Regions from separate parts of the Mus musculus genome. Here all the other regions are linked to region 1. Evidence: chromatin loops called from intact Hi-C (ENCODE). Cell type or tissue: heart. All regions are shown on one strand.

Region 1 (2,500 bases):
TCTTTTTTCTGTTGTGGGGAAAGGAGCGGGGAGGGATCAATCTCCAAAGACATGTCTATGCAGTCAGAAGTGAAACAGAGGAAATAAAAGTCAGGGGTCTGCTACCCTCAAGGGTGAGGACAAGGGAAACTCGGGAAGGAAGGAGAATTGAAGCGCTCTTCCTCGGTGTTTCTTTCTCTGCCTTCTGCTTATCCCGAGCAATCCCACTGGCTGTGACACTCTGGGAAGAGTCAAAGGCCTTTGCAACCGTGCAGTGTAGGTGCTCTGACTGAGCTGGTGCAGCAGCCAACCGCGATGTCAGTAAAGGGCTTGCTTGCCTTATAAGCATGAGGATTAAGTTCAACCCCTCAGAGCCCATATAAAAAGCCAGGCATGGTGGTGTCTGCCTGCGATGTCTGCTGGAGAGGAGACAGGCAGAGTCCTGGGGATTGAGGAGATAGAGACAGGCAGACCCTGGGGTTTGGGAAGGTGGAAGCAGGCAGAACCACAGGTTTCCAGCACCAGCCAACCTTACCTCCCTGATAAGTTCCAGGCCAGTGAGATGTCTCAAAACCAGGTGTATGACATCAGAGGAATGACAGTGAGATCTGACCTCTCCAGACCCACACTCACACTGTTGTCTTAGCTTAAAGACCTGAACAGTAACGGAAGTGACTGTGAGCCTTCCAAACCCAAGCCTTAACAGTCACTAAAATCTGCATTGTCCCCTCAGCAACATCTATAATGACCATTGGCTCCCTCCTGCTGCTCAGATTTGTCTCTAACAGGATGACACGTGCATTTCCTTAACAACGTGCTTCTCTTAGTTCTTGTATTTGCTGTGTGTCTGCGGAGAAATCGCTCGCGTCTCTGGGCTTCAGTTCTTTGAACACACTGGGAGTATATATCTAGCCTATTTGATTGGCATGATTATTTTGAGGATCTGATGGTGTGTTCTAGACCAAACAACACACGTTTTCTTCCATATGTGGGTTCTTCGTGTGGCAGGCACATAGAACCATATATGTACTGATGATGTGAAAGTGGAGGTGAAAGTCTTTGGGGAGCAGAGAGGGGTTCACAGGAGTGAGAAGGCAAGAAACACTGCAGGCAGCAGGTGTTGAATTGTCCCAGAGGTCCAGTTTCCTCATCTATGTGACTCCAGGGCTGGCTGCAGACATGCTGACCTCCCCCATCTCTGTCGGCACAGGGCACATGTCGGCCTACCCCTCCTTGTTCACTTCTGTGCATCCCTCTGACCATGGATTCTGACAGGACTGTATCTGGGTATCCATCCTTTTCCATTTCTCCTGTTGAACCAGGAAGTAGATTCTCCCCAGCTGGAAAGCGCTTCCTTTCTCTTTTCAGGAAGTGGCCTGAACTCAATCTCTTCACCCCTTTCACTCTCATGGCTAATTCTAGAAGGATCCTGAATGTGCGCACCTCCGTGGGGTAAAGGCGGTCCATAAGGACGCCCTTTAACTCCTCTGACTACCAGATTGTGGGCTCACTGGGGCCCCTGGCCTGCCTGACGGGTCCTTTCAACCTTCCTCCGAGGGCCAGTCTGTGACTGCACAGAAGAGGGCGCTCTTGTGCAGAGCCGGGACTGGCTTGCCGGGAGGAGTTTCCCGGTTCCTGTTAAGCCTGTGACCTCTGCTGAGGATATTAGATAAAAGGGATCATCACCACTGCCTGCATGTTCTGCAAAATGCAGACAAAACCCGCCAAACTGATAAAATGTTAGGGAACGCCTGGCGAGGCGGAAGGCTGCTCTCCCATCTTCCTGTCCTCCAATGGTCTGAGAGGATGCGGCCAGCTTTTATCAGCTTCCTCCCCTTCCAGCACGCTCACCTCTGTGAAAACCATCAAAGAATGGGGATAAAAACAGTCGTGTGTTTGTTCCAGAGTCTGAGGACTGCTCTCGCTGTTTTGGAAATTACTTACCAGGAACTCATTTTGTCAAACAGACATTTACTGAAAGCCGGGTGTTCAGCTTTTTGACACTTTCAGGAGCAGGCTTCAAGCTCCTTCCTTGCCTGGGCTCTGCTTCCCTCTCTAGTCTAGTTTCCCGATAATTGCCTGTGCGCTGGTTCTTCCCGCCTCCGGCTTTATTGTCACATTCCCATTTTGCTAGAATTATTTTTCTGGCTCCTTTTTTTATTATAATCTTCAGAGCTCAGCATAAATGTCATGTTCTCAAAGATTTTCCCGGGTGTATGCAGTATTCAGAGTTCCACGGATAGGGAAAACAAGAGGAAATGGACAGAGGGATGGAAGATAGACTGATAGACTTATATGATATTGGCATACATTCAAGATATATATGCTATATACAGATAAATTAGTATTGACATGTTCAAGATACATTGAGTGTATGTTCCAGGAATAATATGAAAATACACACACGGTAAAGAGATAGGTTATTTATTTGTGTCTCTTTCTCTCCATAAATGTGTGTGTGTGTGTGTGTGTGTGTGTGTGTGTGTGTGTGTGTGTTGTACTTACAGAGGCTAAATCCTAA
Region 2 (2,500 bases), 790 kb after region 1:
GGAGTGATATACACCCAAAGGTCACCCACATATTTAAGAAACAAAATTCTTTGCTTGGGAGCACTGTCTTCTAGGCACGACATGGTAATTACATGTCTGAGCTCACAGCCGTTGTGATGACCTACACCGGACAAGGCCATCAGCATCTTAGGAGGGAAGAGGGGCTCTAGAGACCCAACTCCTCTCTGAGGAGCTCTGAGCAGCTCATGGCTACTGGGGGAAGGGAAAACACTTTCTTCAGTGGTGTGACCAACACTAAGTTGCCTGTGTTCCAGTAAACAACCTTTCATCCTCTAAGCATCCTAGTGAAATGCACCGGGCCAACGGCAACAAAAAACAACATGAAAGTTGAAAGGGGGGAGTGGGTGTTAGGAAGAGGGAGGGGACCAGGTTGGATGGGGTGGGAACAAGAGAGAGTGAATATAGCAGATGCTTTAGATGTGTGTATGGAAATACAGTGAAACTATTATGTATAATTAATATATTATTATGTTACTATGTATAATTGATATATTCCTACCACCCTGCTGTGTCTTTAGCCCGCCATCTTTCTCCTCCCCTTTCTTTCTGTCAAATCTGTGCTATAATGATCGGGTATTTGACTCTCTCAAAATACCAGAACCTGCTCTGCCCCATTTTCCAGGAACATAGTTCTCAATATCGGGGAGACTCTTCTGCACCATTTCAACCTGCTATTCGGGGTCCTTTTTCTTGAGTCTTTTGCTCAGTCCCCAGGCAAGGAAGCAGAAACCATTATCCAGAAATAGCCTGATCACGTTAAATCTTTAAGTCTACTAAACGGTCGCAAGCTGGGGTCCCAGCATCAGCACTGACAGCGAAAACAGGGGCCTGGGTGACAAAGCCCTTCCCTCTGAACTGTCACCACAGAATACTGTCCCTGCTGGATCGCATTCTTAGGGCCGGTACGGCCAGCACCAGATGGCTCAGATTCACCTGTGAAGCCAGGCCTGCTGAGAGACTTCATCTACGTTTGTGTTTTGATCCTTTGGAATCTGCAACCAGAGCCCCTGGCAGCAAACGTCCTTCTCCGCCAGTTCAAGCAAGAAAATGTACCTGCCGTGGTCGTGCTTGCTTCACTAGGCTGCTGACTTATTTTAAGAACTAAATCTCTCCTGTTACTCTATTTTCCTCTCTCAGGAGGAGTGTGTGAGCTCCAAGACTGATTTGCAGCCAGGGCAGGCAATCTCTTATGTGGTGACCTAGCGCCACCTACTGACTACTCACTTAACTGCAGCCAAGAGGACAACGAGGTCCTCTTGTAAGGAAAGTTTTCTCCGAATTCTTCTCTACTTACTCACCAGACTTTGCCTGGCAGTCTTGTGCTGTGCCCTTTTTATCTTTAATGTAAACAAGCGACGACTGTGTCACCAACAAGGAAGCTGGGCGAGTTCTTCACTTGCCAGCCCTGCCCCACCCTTTCTCCTTAGCAGCTGTTGCTTACAAATGATGAACTCAAGGCAGAGAAGCCGATGTGGTCTCCAGGTGTCCCCAGCACAGACACGGAGAGAGGTGGCCCTCTTGTCTTTATTTAGCCTTCCTGACCATGGTCTCTGAACTTGGAGTACAAGAATATTCTCCCAGTACTCTGCTCTTCACGTGCAAGAAAGAGGTAGAAGGTGTTTTCCACGGTAGCCTCTCAACACTTACTCAAAATAGAAGTCTTATTTCTAATAGATGCAGATGTCTCTCTTATGCTCAGGCTCACACCAGGGGCAGCTTATAAAAGCAGATACCATACAAGCTTATACACATATGCAGGAAGTGCTGCTGATTGGCTGATTTGGGTCAAAGCTCATTTTGGCTAACTATACAGAGCAGTTCTAACTAACCTCTGTTGTGCTCAGTTTCCAAGAGCAAAGAATTTAAGAGAATATGCAATCAACTTGCACATAAGGAAGTTTCCTTATAATACTAGTAACAGCGCAAAATGGCAGGCTAGCCACGTAAGAGTTACTTAGGCTTAACGTTATACCTAGGCCTTAACATTCCATCTAGCCCTTCAGTTCTACCTAGTCCTTATCAGTTCAAATGCATCCTCTGGTCTCCACATGTATGGCACTGCTATCAAAGGAAATTTAAAAAATACATGATCATGAGAGAAAAAACAAAAGAGAATAGATAGGCTTCTGGACAGGCGGCCTCTACAGCCCTTGCTGATGCTCTGTCGCTGCATGAAGCCCGAGCTGGTTCAGCACTGCCAGCTCCAGACTTCCAGTGCCTTACAGATATGTAGAGACTGAGATTTCTTGACCTTGGCACCACTGGGTCAAAGCGGTCTGTGTTACTGTGAAGCTGTCTGCTCACCACAAGCATCTAACAGTACCCCTATCTTTTGCTGAGGAAATGCCAGTCGCAACCCCAACCCCCGACTCCATCCTGTTACAACTATCAAAGTGTCTGCAGGTATTGCCATTGTTTCCCTGGGCTGGGAGGTGCAAAACCACCCCTGATTGAAAACCCTGGGTCTGGAGCTCAGGTT
Region 3 (2,500 bases), 210 kb after region 1:
TCTACCAGATCCTTGTGCTGTGTGTTAGAGCTGAAGGACAAAGCTAATTGTGGCCAAGATCAGAGACAGAAAACAGACTGATACAGGGCATGTTCAAGAGGTTAAGTCAGGTGCTTGGTGGCAGAATGGTGAGGTCTTCAATAGCCCTGAAGGCCAAGATAGATTCCCGGATTCGGTTAGGGAAAGGGAGTTTGGCAAAGTTAAATCCCCAGGTAAGGTGGCATTCAATCAGCAAATAGGGAAGGCACTGGGGAATAGAAAGGAGGAAGTAGGAGATGAAGTCCCAGGAGTACGCCTGGGAAATACTTCACAACCCTCGCCAGCCTAGACCTGGGCTAGGAGCAGCCCCTGGAGAAAGAGGCCACGAAGGTCCACTCGCATGTTGAACTTCAGTCCTCAGTGTGATAGTATTAAGGGATAGACACTTGTCTGAGGTGGTAATGCCATGAGGGCAGGGCCTTTGCAGATGGAACTGGGAAGGGAATTATTGTGTCCTCTCTGCCCTGTGTATATGTCGTGTTCATTTCTTCCCAGTTACACGGTGACAGTGCATCTTGGAAGCAGAGGCTAGGCCCTCACCAGAGGCCTTAATCTGTCTCCTCAGACTCAAGAACTCTGGGAAGTGAAGTTCTGTTTTTAACTGCTGAGACTGAATTAGTCGTCAGATCTTGCACTCTGTCATTAGGAGTAAGTTGTAGCCCTAGAGGCAGGAGTGTTTATCTTCACTACTACCTGTAAGGAGCAAACATTTGTAGTGTAGAATGGTGGCCATTTACATGTGACTTTGAACACCTGAAATGTGATTGGTTGGAACCAAGACACATCAAGTCTAGAACACACATTGGATTTTGAAAACCTGTGAAACACATAAAGGATATTATGTCTGTGTTGCTTATGTTTTTTGATATACTAGGTTTCATAGCATGTCATTAAAATCAATTTCACTCATCTTTTAGTTCACATGTGACTAGGAGAGCGCCTAAGATGATTTATTTACTCCATTTTTGCTGGATGACACCATTCTGGAACCTGCCACGGCTGCTTTCATCTGAAGCCACTTGGATGTTGAAGATAACCACTCTACTAGGATTTCAGAGGCCCTCTAGGCTATCTGACAAGATGAACTAGAAGGAAGTGGGGCCTTGTGACTGGGAGTGGAGACCAGCTGTATATGACCACACCCTTACTCCCTCACAGGTATATAGATCTACAGATGGGGGCCAGGGGCATGTTTTACTCAAGAGACCACAAAGCCATCTTTTGTCATAAGAGAGAGAGCCTGACAGCTCCATCTGTATTGTCTGTGTATCTTTGAGATCAATTAGAGGCCCAGAGATAAAGATAGCATAAGCCCAAACCATGTTTGATACAGGACTTGGCCCAGACATCTCTTCAAAACTCAAGCCTGACCTCCATTGGCCGCACAGAGGTGACTGGCTGGACAGGTGAGGCCCAGTCCCCTTGTCTTCACTTAGGCAGCAAGACCCTTTCTCTGAAGCTGTCTTTGCTCCTGCCCCGTGGACTGCCACTGCCTTGTGATGTCACAAATATCTGCTGCTCTTTGTCAGAAGAGCATTCTGGTAGGCCCAACGGTCTTGATAATGCCTAACGTATGAGCCAGTTCATAGTGAACTGATGGCTTCTAATGAGTACGATGTGTTGCCACACTAAACGCTGTCCACATTCCTCCTGCCCCCCCAACAAGCCGAACCACTGAGTTTCAACCTTAGAAGTCACTGCCAAGGTCTGGCTCGGAGCTGCAGGTGATCTTACTGAGGTAGGGTACTGGAAGGGAAACAAGCACTGTGTGACATTGCTAACCATCCCAGGACTTCAGGTCTAAACAGGCGTTGAACATTCTCAATCTGGAAATGCAAAATGCTTCCAAATTCAACGCATTTTGAGCACCAATATCATGTTACCAATGGAAATCTCTAAATGCAGGTATGTTAAAAATAGAGATGGCTCCTGGGCATATATCCAGAAGATGTTCTAACCGGTAAGAAGGACACATGCTCCACTATGTTCATAGTAGCCTTATTTATAATAGCCAGAAGCTGGAAAGAACCCAGATGCCCCTCAACAGAGGAATGGATACAGAAAATGTGGTACATTTACACAATGGAGTACTACTCAGCTATTAAAAACAATGAGTTTATGAAATTCCTAGGCAAATGGATGGACCTGGAGGGTATCATCCTGAGTGAGGTAACCCAATCACAAAAGAACTCACGTGATATGTACTCACTGATAAGTGGATATTAGCCCAGAAACTTAGGATACCCAAGATATAAGATACAATTTGCTAAACGCATGAAACTCAAGAAGAACAAAGACCACTTTGCCCCTCCTTAGAATTGGGAACAAAACACCCATAGAAGGAGTTACAGAGGCAAAGTTTGGAGCTGTGACGAAAGGATGGACCATCTAGAGCCTGCCATATCCAGGGTTCCATCCCATAATCAGCTTCCAAACGCTGACACCATGTCATATACTAGCA

Evidence for each region. Peaks named below come from ENCODE experiments on the same cell type or tissue, not always from the same donor. Only the 100,000 strongest peaks of a DNase experiment are listed, where the experiment ranks them.
Region 2: a loop joins it to region 1, with 9 times the contacts of the local background. A loop is called at or near these places in 5 of 42 quality-filtered maps.
Region 3: a loop joins it to region 1, with 9 times the contacts of the local background. A loop is called at or near these places in 13 of 42 quality-filtered maps.

The regions. Positions count from the first base shown.
Region 1 is chr1:184,234,858-184,237,357 of GRCm38, reverse strand. No RefSeq gene overlaps it. Among named protein-coding and RNA genes, the nearest start is that of Gm34177, 93 kb to the left of the region's middle. In heart, a CTCF peak has its summit at 1,555 (motif pointing right); a DNase peak (open chromatin) is centred at 1,567; H3K4me3 peaks cover 737 bases; H3K27ac peaks cover 1,287 bases.
Region 2 is chr1:183,441,020-183,443,519 of GRCm38, reverse strand. No RefSeq gene overlaps it. Among named protein-coding and RNA genes, the nearest start is that of Hhipl2, 24 kb to the right of the region's middle. In heart, a CTCF peak has its summit at 1,251 (motif pointing left); a DNase peak (open chromatin) is centred at 1,199.
Region 3 is chr1:184,029,276-184,031,775 of GRCm38, reverse strand. No RefSeq gene overlaps it. Among named protein-coding and RNA genes, the nearest start is that of 1700056E22Rik, 3.5 kb to the left of the region's middle. In heart, no CTCF peak of the experiment used is centred here; no DNase peak of the experiment used is centred here.